Regions from separate parts of the Mus musculus genome. Here region 1 is linked to region 2. A link is a loop called in an ENCODE intact Hi-C map of the cell type or tissue named here. Cell type or tissue: left cerebral cortex. All regions are shown on one strand. Each heading gives the region's core, and the rest is flanking DNA. Links, peaks and the distances in the headings are about the cores only.

The links. A loop is a pair of places that touch in the nucleus more often than their neighbours do. Peaks named below come from ENCODE experiments on the same cell type or tissue, not always from the same donor. Only the 100,000 strongest peaks of a DNase experiment are listed, where the experiment ranks them.
Region 1: a loop joins it to region 2, with 3.0 times the contacts of the local background. A loop is called at or near these places in 2 of 42 quality-filtered maps.

Annotation. Positions count from the first base shown.
Region 1 is chr7:24,823,235-24,832,147 of GRCm38, reverse strand. It overlaps the pseudogene Gm5893. Among named protein-coding and RNA genes, the nearest start is that of Gm38965, 26 kb to the left of the region's middle. In left cerebral cortex, for the core only: no CTCF peak of the experiment used is centred there; no DNase peak of the experiment used is centred there.
Region 2 is chr7:24,772,061-24,780,973 of GRCm38, reverse strand. It overlaps Ceacam10 (carcinoembryonic antigen-related cell adhesion molecule 10), which reads right to left and starts at 3,770. Exons shown (of 4, transcript NM_007675.4): 1 at 3,635-3,770; 2 at 2,489-2,848; 3 at 1-104. The coding sequence starts at 3,698. In left cerebral cortex, for the core only: a CTCF peak has its summit at 4,640; no DNase peak of the experiment used is centred there.

The sequences.
Region 1 (8,913 bases), core at 3,133-5,632, 51 kb before region 2:
CCAAAGTTGGTGCTTCAATCCTATATAGAAGGGGGGACAAAATAATCACAGGAAATAGAGGAGGGAGGCACCTGGGAGGGAGAGAGGATGGGGAGGGCAAAAAAGGCGGGGCAGGATCAGGTATTGGAAGGGACAGGAGAGAAGTACAGAGGCTCAGGAAGTCGAATAGAAATATGTAGCAGTGGGGGTTGGAGAACTGGGGATAGCCATTAGAACGTTCCAGACTCCAGGGAAGCAAGAGGCTCCCAGGACCCAAAGAGGATAACTTGAGCCAAAATACTCAACAAAGGGAAGATAGAACCTGTAGAGACCATCTCCAGTAGATAGGCACAGCCTCCAGTTGAGGGATGGGGCTGCCCACCCATCTCAAAGTTGTTAAACCAGGAATGTTCCTGTCTAAGGGAAAGACAGGGACAAAAAATGGAACAGAGACGGAAGGAAAGGCCTTCCAGAGACACCCCCACCCCCCGACCTAGGAATCCATCTTATCTGCAGACACCAAACCTCCACACTTTTGCTGATGCCAAGAAGCACTTGCTGACAGGAACCTGGTATGGCTGTTTCTTGGAAGGTTCTACCAGCACCTGACCAATACAGATGCAGATACAGATACTCACAGCCAATCATTGAACTGAGCCTGGTATGACTATAAGTTTTTATTCAGATGCCAATTGTGTTGTGTCACTTTGACTGATCAAAGAAGTGATTTTACCAGAATTGAGCACAGTGAATCAGTGAGTTTATTGAAGTTACTTATAGGAACATGGCCAAAGGGTTACTTAACAGAAACATGAATGACTAGAAGGCAGCCACATCACAGACAAGTCCATCTCAGCATGGGTAACAGCTCACAAATCTGTATTGGTGGATGGGAAAGCCTACTCTCCCAGAAACAGTTACTCTATACAGCCTCAGGGAGAGGTGAGTGGGTACTGTTAGTTTCAGGAGCTTCTTGAGACTTGTGAGTTTGCATTCCTTCTGACCGCAACCACATGTTTATTTCAGAGGAAACAGCTGCCCAGTTAAAAAGCTGAACTTCTTTGTAAATAGAAGGCTGAAAGGTGCTTATTAGGGATTGGGCATAGGAAGAAAATACTAAGGAGCTGTTGGTAGCAGGATATAAATTTCACATCGGAAGAGGAACAGATTAGAAGTAACCTATAGAGAATTATATTTCAAGGTAGCTACAATGAATTTCAAATGTCTCATCATAACAAATGGGAGATAAATGAGGTAATGGATACTAATTGGCTAACTTAAACACTCTGCCTTGTACACAGATATCAAAGAACACATTCTACGTCTCCAAAGTATGTACAGCTAGGATGCTGGTTAAATCACTATTAACAAGTAATAGACCAAGGTTGTTATCAAGAAAGTGGAAAGATCTTTTCAACTGCTAAAAAATGTTATGTATTGTTAATGTGAACATGAGTCAAAATACATAAAGACTTCTCCTGACTCAACAATAGTCACAGTAAAAACCACAAACAGCCCAAATTCAAAAAGAAGAAAGAGACCTGACATTTAAAAAAATACTGGGAGTGGTGGCAAACATGCTTAATCCTAGCCCTTGAGAGGCAAAGGCTGGTGGATCTCTGTGAGTTCGGCTAACCTGGTCTACAGAATGAGTTTCAGGACAGCCAGGGCTACATAGAGAAACCCTATGGCGGGGCAGGGGAAAGAGAAACAATATAGCTAGTGAAGAACGATGATATAAAGAATTGTTCATGTGTTACTCTGCTAATGTGAAAGGCCTGGGGTAGTTGGTTACATTGTAGAATGATAGTTACAGGAGCTGAAGCAGGAGGGGCTACTGGTTCTGTATGTGACTGCATGTGCGCATGTGTGCATATCTACATGGAAACCAGAAGTTGATGTTGAGGTCATCCACAATTAGTTCGTCACTTGTTTCTTCTTCTTTTTTGGGACAGAGGATCTCATAGATCTGTAGTGCATCAATTGGCTAGCCTGGCTATTCTGTCTCTACCTTGACATTTCCTGCCACATCCTGCTTATATATGGGTGCTGGTGATCCACATACCTGCTTGTCACTGTCCCTAAAGCTAACATATAGTGACTATGAAGACTTGTGTATTGAAATGATCTGGAAATGGACCATGGCTACACAACCCTGTAAATGTACACTTCAAAATAGCTAAAACAAGAAATACCATACATAATATATATTGTATATATTATATAATGTAGGTCATCAATATAGATTATATTTTACATATATTATAGATTAAAATATATAATATGTAATATTTTATATTCCTATATATTAGATATATACTTTAGAATAGCTAAAACCAAAAATACCATATATAATATACCACAAATATATTATATTTTATATTATAATTTATATACATTATAAATATATAACATGTATATCATATAAACTTACATAATAAAATATAAATTAATAAATAATATGTAATGTATAGTATGTAACATGTAATACATATAACAACATAAACATATAATGCATAACATATACAGATATAATGTATGTTATAGATACTATTATATATTTATAATTATACAAATTACATATAACGTATATAAATATAGTTACATATATTATATGTAATTTACCATAAAAACACCATACAGAAAAGCCTCTTGCGCAAGGTCAAGGTAAACGGCACAGGAGAGGAAGCAATGCCTTCTCCACCCATGGCTTTCATCTCCCTGGATTAAATCAATCTCAGGTCATCAGAAATATTCAGAAAAACCCAGAGGTGGGGTGCACATCTGTAGGAGCAGCACCTGGCTGTGGAGGCAGGAGGATCAGAGTTCATGACAATCATCATCTCCATCCTGAGAGGAAGCCTGGGCTGGGACACGGTTCCCCAAAGCAGCAAAAAGACCTCAGCCACACAAAGCCTCTCAGAGCAATCGGAAAACTGCACAGACGTGTCCTGGCCTGGCTCTCACCACCAGAGCAGTGCACTTTGTCTAGTTCTGGTGTTGTGTCTCATGCTGGAGTCTGAACATGACACACAGTAGGTGTGAGGGCATGCAGACTTACCCTGAAACACTGCCATTTTTGCAAGGGACAAGACCATCCATGGATGCTGTTATCAGTGGGTCTCCTGGAGCCATTTGCCCATGGATCCCAAGGATCAGGTGCCAGACTCAGAGCTTGACTCTTAGTAATTGACTTTGTATTGGGTTTACAGTTTGGGTTCTATTTGTGTATATGTAACTTAGAGAGAGGTTCTTGGTCTGTAGCTCAGGCTGGTCTTTCTCTCCATCCTCCTGCCTCAGCCTCCCAAGTGTGGGGTAATAATGGATGATAGCATGCCTCACTATACAGGTGTCTCAGCTGACATTCTCTTCCCTGGGCCTGTCGTCTGTTTTGCACACTATCGGTAAAGAATCCCCTAGTACTTGGAGATGGTACAGTTCAATAGTGTCATGAACAAAACTGACTGAGTTGGGTCCCTATAACCCAGGTAGAGGTAAAGGGGAGAAACCTAAGCGCGTCTTCTGATCTCCACGTGTGTACTATGGTACCTGTGTGCTACCCAATAATAATAAGCTTTTAAGAAACCCCCTGGTGGGGCCCACCCTCTCAGAGGCAAAGGGGAGGGGGCTGAGGGGAGGGACTCTGTGAGGGGGAACCAGGAGGGGGGCAATGTTTGGGATGTAAATAAATAAATAATACCCCCAAAAGCCAAAACAAAAACAAAAAAGAACAAAAAACCCCCAAAGAAATCCCCTAGTAACATGTCAGAGGGAAAGAAACCTGGTCACTCACAGAGCACAGCCAGCTTGACTGGATCACTCTGCCTGGTGTTGAGGGGGTTGGAGACCTCACACTGGTATGCTCCGGCATCCTCCTTGGTGACTGGGTCTATGGTGAGCCTTCTGTTGTTCCAGGAGAACGACACTCTATCTGTGGCCTTCAGTTTCTGATTGTTGAATATCCACCCGATGGAAACTCCAGTATTTTCCAGTACGCAGGTCAGGTCCACAAAATGACGTTCTAAGACTGTTTCGTTTTTGACTTGGATATGGGGCTTTGGCAATTTCTCTGTTAAAGTATAGAAGAGAGGACCTGCTAAAAGGAGTCTTTCTTTACAGAAAGGTTTCAGCCAGCTCTTGGGGACCAGAGTATGAAGTGTAAGATGGCCCTGAAGTTGTCTCCAGCACTGCAGAGATTCCCTCCATCTTGGTTCAGGAGACAGTCTATAGGGAGAGTGAGGAAGCTGTTTAAACCTCCTCTCTTCTCCCATGTCTCCTGGCATTACCCTGGGACACGTCTCTAGCTTTCATAACAAGCATCTCTTCTAGGCTCCAATGTCCAACATCTTTACCATCAGGGAACTCTAGATTTTCATACAAAATAATAAGCTTCATTATGACATTTTCAAGAAACACATCTTACTATACTTTATTCACACTCCTTCTATAATTATTTCTCTATATAGACATTACCTATATATAGATATTATGTCTCTCTCTCTAGACAGATATTACATTCTTGCTTTCACTTCTTATTTTCATACATACACACATACATACGTACATATGTATGTACATTCATATTGTGCTGGCTTGAATATGCTAGCCCAGGGAGTGGCACTATTAGGAGATGTGGCCTAGTTGGAGTAAGGGTGTCATTGTGGGAGACACTTTATTGGCTGAGCCATCTCTTTACCCATTGTGCTCTTCCATGTTTCCTTTCCCTCCCAAGCAGGAATCCCACAGTGAAACCATCTGTTCTCTCCTGTGCACCAAGTGTCCACAACCTCCCACGAAACATCATCAGAGCAAGGACCTGGCTTAGGGACATCTACTCCAAAGCTCACTTTTTTTCTCAGTATCAAACTCCTGACCCCATGAAGGTTGTGGCATTGACTGGCTTCAGGGTTTATCCAGATCCTGGATAGGTGTTTCGCGGTAACTCTCCAACCATCCTGTCCGACTGCAGGTGGAGTCAGAATAGAACCAGTCAGCAGGGCAGGAGCAGAACCAGGGAGAGCCGTCAACTTCTTTGTACCCTCTGTTGGGGGCAAAGTGTTCCCAACCTCACAGGTGGGCAAAAAGTGGTGTGAGCATATTCTAGTGTCCTGGTGTCCTTTGTAGATTATGGAGAGTGTAAAAGACAAGAGGCAACCCAGAGGATGAAGGAGCAGCAGGACCCCCCCCCCCCCTTAGCATGTACTAATCGTGCCGGAGGCTTGTGACATTTAGAATATCCTTCTTTGAAATCCACATTGAACCCCAAGTCAGCAGACAGAAGTCAGTGTATTCAGGAGTAAAGAGTGTCTCCTGGGTCAAGGCACCCCAGAGGAGGACCAGGGTTTGCTTGCAACCATGAACAGGAGCCACGGATTTCCTTCCTCTGCTCTTTATAGAAAACCAGAGCCCACACCCAGAGATTGACCCTGATGTTCCAAGAAGCCACTTACCAACTATTATAACTTCTTTGTCTTTGGAATTATTGCGGCCAGTCGCTGGGTTATTGACGAGGCAGGTATACAGTCCATTATTACGTATGCCGACCTGGTAGATAGATATCTCTTGTCTAGAATTCCAGGGTTTTCCATTGATATTCCAGGAATAGTGTGCTTTGGGGTGAGACACTGTTTGGCAGGAGATCCACATGCTCTTGCCTTCCTCAAAGTATTTGTTTGGGGGAAATATTTCGGGGGTATCTGGGCCATCTGGGGGAAAGAGAAAGACGTGATGCCATAAAGGACACAGAAAGATCCTGTTCTGAAGAAGGTCAGTGTGTCCCTGAGCAGGGTGACAACCTTGCCTTACAATTGTGACAGGCAGGGCTGGCCCTTGGATAAGTCATAAAGCAGTTTCCTCTGAGGGCTTCAGGTCCCTCTCTAACATTCCACAAACACACACAGAGGATTCCACTCACACCCTGTCAATTAAAAAAACTCAAACATGTGTCATGCCCTGCTTTCTGTCACTAGCACTGATCCTCAGCCCCTTTACTGTCTGTCTAAAGTCTTGGTCTGCCAGGATGTAGACCATTGGAGCAGACGGGGTGGCCAGTCTGGTTCAGGGGCAAGAGTCAGTGTCATGGACGTGTATTGGACGTGTATTGAGCTGCAGGGATAAGAGAGGAATAGAAGTTACTCACAGAAAACATCCAGAGTGAACGGGTCACTATGGAAGGCACTCAGCGGGTTCTTAGCTTCGCACTCATAGTGTCCTCTGAAATGCCTAGAGACCTTGAACAAAGTGAGAGTTGCATTACCCCGAGACAGGACGACGCGGTCGCCAATGTGAAGCTTCTTACCGTTTAGATGCCACAGGTAGGTTGTTTTCTGGAAGGGAGGTTCGCAAGTTAACTCAACAGTGTCTTGACCCTCCACAGCAGTGGTCCTGTTGCTTGTTATGGAGGGCTTGCTTAAGAGAGCTGTGTAGATAACAGAAAAGAGTGATCTCTGTGGTACTGGATACCTGGAAAGTCCTCTCCCTAATAAGGGTGTGCATCTCTCACCCGTCCACCAAGGAGGAGTGAGCCACAGACAGATACACAAGGCCCTGGGCACTCAGGCCCTCGGGTGTTGGAGAATCACTGGCTTTCTCACATGGGAGCTGAGTGGCAGAGTTTGGATGTGGACTGACCTGGGAATGGCAGCAGTAGTCCTGCCTGGCTCTCCTGCCCTCACTGCCTGACCTTAGTGATGAGTTATTTCTTCACTGGTGAAAGGAGCCAATTCAAGACAGATGAGATTATATTAAATTCAGGTTTGTTGGGAAGCTGCTCTTGGTTGAGTTCACTGGCCCCAAGGACCAATGCCAGGGAAGTCACCATGGGGAGATAGAAGTGGGGAAAGGGGAAGAGAAAGAGGGAAAGGGCGCACATGCAGGTGCAGAGAGAAAGAAGAGAGAGACCAAAATGTCTGGAGTATATGGGGAAGAACCTCTGGGGGAAGGGCAGCCCCACCCTGGGCTGGAAAGTTCAGGTTGGAGGCTGGGTATGACAGGTAGGGACTGAGGGATGCTGGGGGAACCTGGAGGCCAGGTCTGCTTTGGTGTGTAAAATACGCACCTCAGCACCTTGATGGGGCTGAAACCAAACACTTAGGTCATGGTGTGCTTGAGTCCTGTCTGCTGTGTTGCTCTCCACTGCTCAGCCTGAGGCTTGGCTTTCCCAGGCTGTCATGTTGACAAGTCAGCATGTGACATCCCATGGCCCACAGTCTATTCTAAGCCCAAGAGCAGTGATCAGAAACCACACAGAGAAGACTTGAAGCAAGACCAATATTAGCTCAGCAGTCATCCTGGATCCCAGTGTCAGAGTGAGGGGGACAGACAGGACTCAGGTAGAAAGCCTTGTTCTTGTGTCTAAGAGGAAAGTCTCTCTAGAGTGCAGTCAGCCTTAGACTAAAGTCTACAGCCCTTCAGGACTGCGTATGATTCTCCTGTCGTGAGTCCTGTGAAACGGATGGAATGACTCACAGGAAGTGTGCCTTGTCTGTGACACTAAATGTGGACAAATGACACGCCATATTTCGAAGAGTAGCTGCTCTGGAGAGTCTAGCAAAGTGGCTTGGAGCCAATAAATGCGTGCAAAATGCTTTATCCCTTTACTCTGACCCCCCTAGAAACCACAAGTCAAGCTGTGGCAAGTTCTCCCAGACGGGGCAGATTGACAGCAAAGTCCTAGACTTGAGCTGACAATAGAGACATCCTGAGAACATAGTTGTGTGTGGAGGTGGGTTAGCCCATGCCAGCACTAGATGATACCGCCCCCTCTTGAAGGTTTTAGGAAGCAGTGACATATTGAGAAGGAGCCAGGAACTCTGTGGCCTGCAGCCTGTCTCCCTGGGAATCAGTATACCGCGAATCAGTACAGACAGGAGTAATTTCTCTGTCTTGTCTGTGGCTTATGTCACACACCAGTCACAAAAGAGACCTGGGTCAGACACAGGCAGCGAGACCTTTTTGTCTAATGGCGGGACCTTTTCTGCCTTCTGTGTTCTCTACTTCTGTTCTGCAGGCATGGTCTGGCTACAGGTGTAGACAGGAAGGGAATGGGACAGTCAGCCATTAATATGGGAAGGGAGGAGAGAAGCAAGCTGTGCAGGGAACGCACAGTTGCACGTGTGATAAGAGAGGAAAGAGATGGGCAATGGACAGAGAGATCCAGGGGTCTTAGAGTGACTGCGAGGCCCCCATAGACCATAATCTGCACAGCCGCCTCAGAAGTAAGCCAGATACTCTCAACTGAGAGTCAACCTGTGAAATGGCTTCTGGGTTAGCCTTAAGAGTACATATGTGTTCACAGGAATGGGGCAGGATTGGCCTCTGGTGTGGACCAAGAATGGGTTTGTCCAGAGATCTAGACGCTATACGTGTTGCAGCATCTAACTAGCTTGCAGGTTCATTCACTCATTTGTAGCTCAGTATGTCTAGTACTACTGCTAGGCAGTTTTCTTTCCCTGGCCTTCCAAGTGCTGGGATTGAAGGCTAACGCCATCTCGCCTAGGCTCCCTCCATTCTTTGTCACAAAACTATTAGGAGTTGTCTACTCTTTGGGAGTCTGTCCTGGGCCAGTGTCTAGTGAGGAGGGAAGGGAGCACTGTTGTTTTCTTTATCCCCTAAAGGCAGTGACCCCCACCCCACCCTCCACCTCATCAATCAAAGAGATGTGCCATTTTAAGTCCAGTAAGTCAACACGTGCCTAGAGGATAGGCTTAGACATCGGCTTGATTTATGCGATTCTCTTGCAGAATTTGGAGGATTACGAAAGTGTTCTAAGGCTCAAACCAGTCTCTCTCCCAACCTTCCTGTCTATTAGGAACGCTCCACAGGCACCTCATAAGCAATCCAGTCATAGAGAAGAGGACCGTGGCTGTAGACAGACATCCCATCCTCTGACCAGCACTCAGGCCCCTGTGGCCCAGACTCAGCAACTGCATTTCC
Region 2 (8,913 bases), core at 3,250-5,749:
GTGAACAAGTAGAAGAACGTTTTCCCCTTCGGCAACGTTGGGCCGCACAGCCTCAACGGTGACTTGGCCAGTGGTGGGAGGGCTCAAGGAGGGTAAAAGTGAGGCTAAGAGGAAGAGAGAAAGATCTATCAATCTTAGGACCTTTGCAAAACCTCTCAGCCTTGCTGTGCCTGTGTCCTATTGGGTGGCAGCCAGCAGTACCACCTCCACTCCTCAGCAATGCTACAGCTTTCCACTGTACGAAATGCTCTTCTCGGGCATTCACACAGCTCACTGCTCACTGCCCTCAGATCCCAGCTCACACTCAGAGTCTTATCTTCTCTGACCTCCTCCTCTAAAGCCATGGTCCACTGGAGAGATGTTACATCAAATCAGATTCAGAAATTCTCTGGACCTAAAGATACGTTTGTGGTTCTCCTCAGGGCATATAAAACCTAGCAAAGATGTTTGCTCATTCTTTTTCTGTCTATAATTAAACTTCGGTCCATAAGAATGTCTCTGGGAATTTGTTGTTGTTGTTGTCACATTGGGAAGCATTATAGCCTTAATATTAATTCGGTTCTTCATATCTACTTTAAAGATTGACTTGCATACTCTGAAATTAAAAATCAAAAAGGGGGGGCTGGTGAGATGGCTCAGTGGGTAAGGGCACCCGACTGCTCTTCCGAAGGTCTGAAGTTCAAATCCCAGCAACCACATGGTGGCTCACAACCACCCGTAATGAGATCTGGTGCCCTCTTCTGGTGTATCTGAAGACAACTACAGTGTACTTACATATAGTAAATAAATAAATCTTAAAAAAAAAAAAAAAAATCAAAAAGGGGGTGTCAGGGACTCTTGCATTCAGCCTGGTGTAGCAGCCCTAAGAGGTTCCTAACCTAGGTTTTCAGGTTCGAGCCCATGGCTCCTGGGGCACCTCATGCCTTTCAGTTAGATGCCCCCCTCAGGCAGGGGAGATTTAAGCTATCTTTGTATCTCTGCATTCTCTAGAAGTCAGCAGAGCAAATAGAGTTTGGCAGAACAATTAGTCTCGGACATTATTCTTTGGGGACCCTGTCCAGCTCGAATACTGTCATTTTATCATGGCAACTACAATTGTGTTCTTCCTGGTAACCACCATTATATTCTCTTTCTGACAAGAGTATAAAAATGTCTGATTTCTTGCAATAATATTGACACAGTCTCAGTCTTGCTGTGACCCCCTCCTACAATACCTAATTTAATTCTCACTGACCCTGTCAGGAGACTCTGGCTCAGTAAGTAAGGGGCTTCCAGCTCATTCCTTCCCTCTTCCTCCATCACAGTAAGAGCTAATTATACACTCTTCCTCATGCTGGTTGCAGGCTCTTGTGGGAGAAAACAAAGCCTTCTCCTTCATCCTCTGCTAGGAAGGACACCAGCATACCTGGGACCCTGTGATTCCAAGTCTAGTGAAGAGAGTGTGGGCTGGTCAGGCCTGGCTTCTGTTGAGGAAAGCTGACTTCTGCTCAACACTTTCATTTCCTGGACCAGGCTTCCACTCAGGCTGTGCATGCCTGAAACCAACATCTCTGAACCCACTGCTCCTCTCCAATGCATGGATAGCTAATAAGGTCCCCAGGGTGTGGCTGAGGACAGACAAGCTAGTGCCACAGACACTCCGAGGCATATGGAGCCATGACTCAATAGCTATTTCCTACCCCCAGTTTTCCTATAACAGTGCACGTTGGTAAATGATCATTGCCATGCCTGCAAGTTAACCTTAAAAGGAGCAATGATCTGACCTTCCATAGACCAGAGTCTGTTACTATTTGCTGCAGGAAATAATCCCTGGGCCTGACACCCTGGAGAGCAAGGAGCTGCCATTTGTACACGGTTTTCTCCTATCATTTTAGGGCTCTTGTCCTTCCTGGAAAGTCTCACAGGAACATCACAACAGTTGGCTAGTTGTCTTTCATACCTCTCCATGTACACAGCGCACACTGGGTCTCAGGAGGAGATACCCAGGTGACCTACCTCAGACATGGCTCTAGTCTAGGCTGACTGTCAACAGCCTACCAGCCTACAATCAACCGTTGTCCCTGTCAGCTCTAACAAGAGGGCAAATCTCAACCCAGGCTAACAACTTCCCAGGGTTCCTGGAGTCCAGGCTGGGTCTGGAGCAGTTTCCTGGTGCTCACCTCTCCGTGAGATTCTCATGGTTTCCTCAGGCAGGCCCTGCTTGAGCCCTGAAGGGTCTTTCTCGAGGCCATGCTCAGGATAAGCAGCCTAAGTTACTGTGCAGAGTCTGACATCCTCACACTGAGTTACCTCACAATCTCTTTTCTGAAGGAGTGAGTCCAAGTGAGGCATCTCGGTTTATTGCTGTATTTCTCCCCTCTGTGTGCCCCGAACTAAATGTTCCCACCACAATGTAGGGGACATAGTTGAGTCATCAAGGCTTGTCAGTGCTGTGTGGGAAGCAGGATTAGCTCTACCCATGACCCCGAGGTTACAGAGAATTACTTACGGTGTACATGAAATCGCACAGAAATCGGAGTAATTTCAAAGTTTTGATCTAGCATATATAATGTGTAGACTCCCTCATCATTCTTGGTGACACTTTGGAAGAACAGGGATCCATTGCTATATATTGTCTCTCTGCCGCTGTGTGCAAGCCCCATTTTACTCCTATTAATGGATGTTACAAATCGTCCAATTTCATTGTGTCCAGCCCCACTGTTTCCCTTGTACCAGTAAAAGACTCGGAGCGTCTGCGGCAGATTGTGAACAAGTAGAAGAACATTGTTGTCTGCAGTAACGTTGGGCGGCACAGCCTCAACGGTGACTTGGGCAGTAGTGGCAGGGCTCCAGTAAGTTAAAAGTGAGGCTAAGAGGGAAGAGAGAAAGACCTATCAATGTTAGGACCTTTGCAAAACCTCTCAGCCTTGCTGTGAGTGCGTGTCCTATTGAGTGGCAGCCAGCCTCATCACCTCCATTCCTCAGCAACGCTGCATCTTTCCACTGTAGGAAACGCTCTTCTCAGGCATTCACACAGCTCACCGCTCACTGCCCTCAGACCCCAGCTCACACTCAGAGTCTTTGCTGGATGTAGGGCTATATTTTCTGACTTTCTATAAAGACCCTGTGCCTTTATTTTCTGGTCTTTCTCTGCTTTGTATTTTCTGAAGTGCTTGCCAACCTGACCCCACCTAGATATCCTTGCTGGTCTGTCTTTCTGCCCAGTAGAAGTAGGGCTTTGTGAGGTTTTGTGAGGCTAGGTGGATTTTGGCTTAGTCCCTGCTACCCGGAACACGCTCACATACCCGTGTACAAATCAGTGTCCCAGAGCCTAGTGTATTTGCAAATTTCTCAGTGTAGTATGGATGCTGTTTATTTGCCCCAGTTTGGTTTATACGTGGAGAGTCACCCTGACAGAGTTGTGGACTTCAGTCTTCAGGATATCCTAGCCAGCGCGATAAACTTAACAATAGGGAAGAACTGAGTTTCTCCTCACCATTTGCCAATTCACATTCACAAATACTCCGAGCTTCCTGTTGCCCTCAGGCTTCAAGCAGAAGCCAGATGTCCCTTCTCAGGTTCCTTTCCTCTCCCAGAAGACCCCAGCCAGTCTCTGAGCTCCCCTGCTCTCTACTGGGAAGGAATATCTCCTTACCTGTGAGCAGTAGTCCAACCCAGGGAACCTGCCCTTTGTGGAGATGTGCTGAGGCCAGCTCCATGTCTCTGCTGCCTGCCTGCTAGCTTCTTCTCCAACACTACTGCTAAGCCTGGCTGCCCAGGTATCTGCCCTGCTCTTCTTAGCAGAGTTGATTCTCCTCCCAGAGGAGGGCACCTCCCAGATTCACGTGGGCTGGGGGTGGAGCCTGTGAGTCTGACAATGCTGTTCTCCTGTCAGTGCGGGCCTCCCGTCCTTCTATTCCTCTTTCCAGTTCAGTGTTCTAGAACATACTCCGAGCAGCAAGGCTGAGGAGTGCCCTGTGCCCTGGCCTTGGGGCTGTCAACTGCAGCAGGAATTCCTGTACTTTCTATAGCCTAGAGTGACACAAACCCCCATGGGAGCCCTGTGTGCCCTGCTCTCAATGCTCACAGAGGTGGGGTTTACTCCAGGCAGGAAGTGGCAGAGTTATCTGGAGGGTTGGGAAAGGCCTAGCTGAGTGATGACTGGGTAGGACCTGATCCATCGTCACTGATGGCACCAGTCATGTGTCTGATCCTAGGATACAAGTTGTCTCAGGGGCTTCATATCCTGGGTGTGCAGGAGGACGTGACCTGTGTGTCCTGGAAAGAGGACTGTGTGCTCCATCTTCCTATGGAGGGCGCCAGGGAGACCTCCCCATCTTCCTGTGCTGGCCAAATGTGATTCAGGTCTGCCCGTGCCCTCCGTAACCTTCCCAGGATGGCTCTGTTCTCCTTGGTGAATGCCCTGGGATTTCCCATCTCTCCCATGGATGATGGAGGATGGAAGGGACCACATTGGTTGTTCTTGCAGAATGGAGTTCTCAGAGATACAGGAAAGAGCCAGGAGGACAGAGTATGGTTAGGTGAAGGAACTGGCTCCAGGTGTGTCAGAACTGGGATGGAAACCAGGCTGCAAGACATGTTCATCCCTCAGGAGTTTTTCTGTTGAGTATATGGTTCAGTGGCTCCCCTGGTGTTCACGAGGAGATCTGCAGCTCACATCTGGGCTGCCCTAAGGTTGGTAACCAGGCTCCCAGCTCCATGATGGAGCTAAGCAAGAAAGGCTCCAGATGTGGAGATCCTTTGAGGATCCATTCAGCTTTTTGCTAGAGACTATTATAGTCATGAAGTGAGACTGGCTGCCTTTTGATCTGCAGTTCCACGGTGACTAATGAGGTTGATCCCCCGTTCCCATGTGTCTAGTAACTTAGTTGGACATCTTGTTCCTGGGGCAGCAATATCCTAGAACTGTGCTTTCTCTAAAATTGTTTTATTCTGACTTCTAAATATTAAAGCAAAGCACTTTCACTCACCAACAATAGCATATTTTAGAATTGTAACAATAAGAAACACGGGCTGGAGAGATGGCTCAGTGGTTAAGAGCACCGACTACTCTTACAAAGGTCCTGAGTTCAAATCCCAGCAACCACATGGTGGCTCACAGCCATCCGTAATGAGATCTGACTCCCTCTTCTGGTGCACCTGAAGACAGCTACAGTGTACTTAGTATAATAATAAATAAATCTTTAAAAAACAAAACAAAAACAAAAAAACCACAAAAAGGAAGCTTCTTAGTGTGTGTAATTCCGGGTGTGTTAGTATTTGAGATGCAGTAGCAGTGAGTCAGCATTCCTTGGAATTTGTTTTATAAATTCATAATTATGACTATTTAAGCATACATCTCAGTGTCTTCACTCTCTATAGTTTTTATAGCTGAAATTCTTGTTTAAAGAACTATGGTCCCTAATTGGTGGTACTTACCAGAACTACACTGTACAGGAGCATTCAAAGGATGAAAGACAGAACTTCAGATCCAGGTCTCCCAGTAAGGCAGCGGCCCCGCATGGAGTCCCACGTGGACACTGCTTGCTAAGGACCTGTTTTACGTCAAAACCGGTTACATTCGAGAGAGCATCCAAAGGGCCCACACCAGGTACATCATATGTGTGAGCCCATGAGGGAGCACTTTGTCTCTTTACAATTACTGCACCATTGCCAGGTGGTGGTGCACACCTTTACCCCAGCACTCGGGAGGCAGAGGCAGAGGAATCTCTGAGTTCAGGCCAGCCTGGTCTACAGAGTGAGTTCCAGGACAGCCAGGGCTACACAGAGAAACCCTGTCTTGAAAACCAAACCAAACCAAACCAAACCAAACCAAACCAAACCAAACCAAACCAAACCCAACCCCTTTATGTTCTCCTTCCTAATGTTATATATGTAATTACATGTGTACATGCAGACATTAGAGCTAGGATCCACAAACAAGAAAGGACATATGGGGTTTTCTTCCTGAGATCAAATGATCTCACTTAACATGATATATTCTAAGTCTATCCACATCCCTGTAAAGTTTGTGATTCATCTTTCTGTAGAGACAAACACTACTTCACCGTGTGTGTGTGTGTGTGTGTGTGTGTGTGTGTGATAGACTTGCATTGTGTATTAATTTGTTGATGGAGCTCTAGGTTGGTTCCATTTCCTTGCTATAGAGGATGGAGCAACTATAATTATTGGGGTGCAGATATCTCAATGGTAGGGTACAGGGTTTCTGGGTAAATGTCCAGTGAAATAGCTGCATTATATGCTATTGCAAATTCTTTGAGGAATTCCACACAGCTTTGTATAATGGCTACAGAAATCTGCACACCCACCAGCAATGAATAAGTGTTCCTCTTTCTCCACATTCTCTTCAACATTTGTTATCAGCTAATTTGATTACAGCCATTCTAACTGGAGTGGGCTGGCGTCTCATAGTAGCTTTAATTTGCATTTCCCAAAATTAAGCATTGCTTTTTTTTCCTAAGCTGTACCAGTTACTTATGCCAAACACAAAAGCCATATCATATATACAATTCACAAGTGTGTTTTTCTGTTCTGTGGTTGTTATTTCAGTTTGTACTTTTAATTCATAAACTCACTGTCTCAGGGTTGCCATTGCTGTGCTGAAGCACCGTGATCAGAAGGGGGAGGGAAGAGCTTACTCAGCCTACACGTCCACATACCTGCTTATCACTGGAGGACATCTAGACAGCAACTCAGACAGAGCCAGTCTTGTAGGCAGGAGCTGCTGCAGAGGGCACGGAGGGGTGATGCTTACTGGCTTGTTCTCCATGGCTTGCTCAGTCTGCTTTCTTATAAAACCCAGGACCACCAGCCCAGGGATGGCCCCAACCACAATGGGCTGGACACTCCCACATCAATCACTAATTAAGACAACCCCCTACATGTGTCCTACAGCCAGATTTTGTGGAGGCATTTTCTCAATTGGGGCTCCATCCTCTCATATGACTGTAGCCTGTGTTAAGTTGATATAAATTTATCCACACTTACTAAGTAAATTTGACTAAAGCATAAAGGCCAATTCTCATTTGCAAACCAACATGTTCTTTTTAGTGCATTCTTCTAGGATTTAAAATCAAATTAAATTCTCATATTTGAAAATGTTTAAAAGTGTCCAGATCTCAGGACTCACAGGGAGGGACCTTTGATGAAATGCCGGACAGTAAGAAGAGGGAACTTATAGAGTCCACCTCCAGGAGGAAGATAGGACATCAAGTGAGGTATGGGTTTCCACCCCACAGTCACACCTCTGACCCATAATTGTTTCTGTCTGAAAGAATTACAGGGATGGAAATGGAGAGGAGCCTAAGGAAAAGAAGGTCCAGCAACAGGCCCAAAGTGGGATCCAGGTCAAGGGGAGGGCCCAAGGCCTGACACTATTACTGGGGCTATGGAGTGCTCACAAAAAGGGATCAATCATGATTGCCCTCAGAAAGACCCAACAAGCAGCTGAGAGAGTCAGATGCAGATATCTGCACCCAACCAATGGACAGAAGCAGCTGACCACTGTTGCTGAATTAGGGAAGGATGAAAGAATTTGAGGAAAATATTGATCCTATAAGAGGACCAGCAGTCTTAATTAATCTGGTCCCCCGAGATCTTTCAGACACTGGACCACCAAACAGACAGCATACACCAGCTGATATGAGGCCCTCAACACACATTCAGTAGAGGACTTCCAGGTCTATGTTCATTCAGAGATGATGCACCTAACCCTCAAGAGACTGGTAGCCCCAGGGAGTTTAGAGGTTAGATGCGGTAGAGGGTGTGGGCATCCATGTGGAGACAGGATGTAGTGGGAGGAAGTATGGGATGTGGAGCAGTTGGAGGGTGGGAGGGGAGGGGCGTGGATTGGAATATGCAGTGTAAAAAATGAATTACAAATACAATTAAAATTTTAAAAAAAGTGTCCAGAACATGGTATATCCTTCTGACCCTCAGAAAGCCTTTGGGAGGTAGACTAGTTCTCTATTTCTTTTTTTTTTCCCCAGTAAGGTTTCAAAGGAGGGGATAGGGGAGGCAATTTTGTGTTCTAGAGGGAGAGTCTCCAGGGAGAGACAACTGGAACTGGGAGGGTTCTCTGGGATGAGCTAGAAACCTAGAGCAATGGAAATTCCTAGGAATGAATGACGGTGATGCCAGTTAAGATTTCTAGCAGTGGGGGAGATAGAGCCTAGATGAGCCATTGGGACACCAACCCAGTCACAAAACCTTTGATTTGCAATTGTCCTGGCTACAAGACATGCTGGGGTAAAGGTGATACAGAAATTGTGGGAGGGATCAACCAATGGCTGGTCCAGCTTGAGACCCAGGCCATGAGAGGGAGCTCACCCTTGAAACTGCCCAGAGGGCCAGGAGCCAGAGGTTGGATAGCCCAGAGATCAGGATACAACTAGACACAAATGGGAAAAAAAGAAAAAGAAAGAGAAAAGGAAAGCAAATGAAATACTTTCTATTGACATTCTGCTATACTCATTTGTCAGCATCTAGCCTATTTGATGTCAGAGAGGCTTCACCCAGCAACTGATGGAAACTGATGCAGAGTCACAGCCAATCATTAGGCAGAGCTTGGGGAGTCCAGAGGAACAGGTCTGGGGAAGATGGCTTGTAAGAGTTAGAGGGGTCAAGAGCACCACAAGAAATCCACCAAATCAAATAGCCTGGCCCATAGGGCTCTACAGAGACTGAACTGTCAACCATGAAGTCTGCATGGCACTAATCTACACCCTCTGCACATATGTTACAGATGTGCATCTTGGTTTTCATGTGGAACCCCTAACATCAGGAGAGGGACTGTCTCTGACTCTGTTGTCTGCTTTGGGATGCTTTCCCCCCACTGGGTTGCCTTGTCTAGCCTCAATAAAAGAGGAAGTGCCTAGTCTTACTGCAATGTCTTATACCATGGCTGGTTGATAT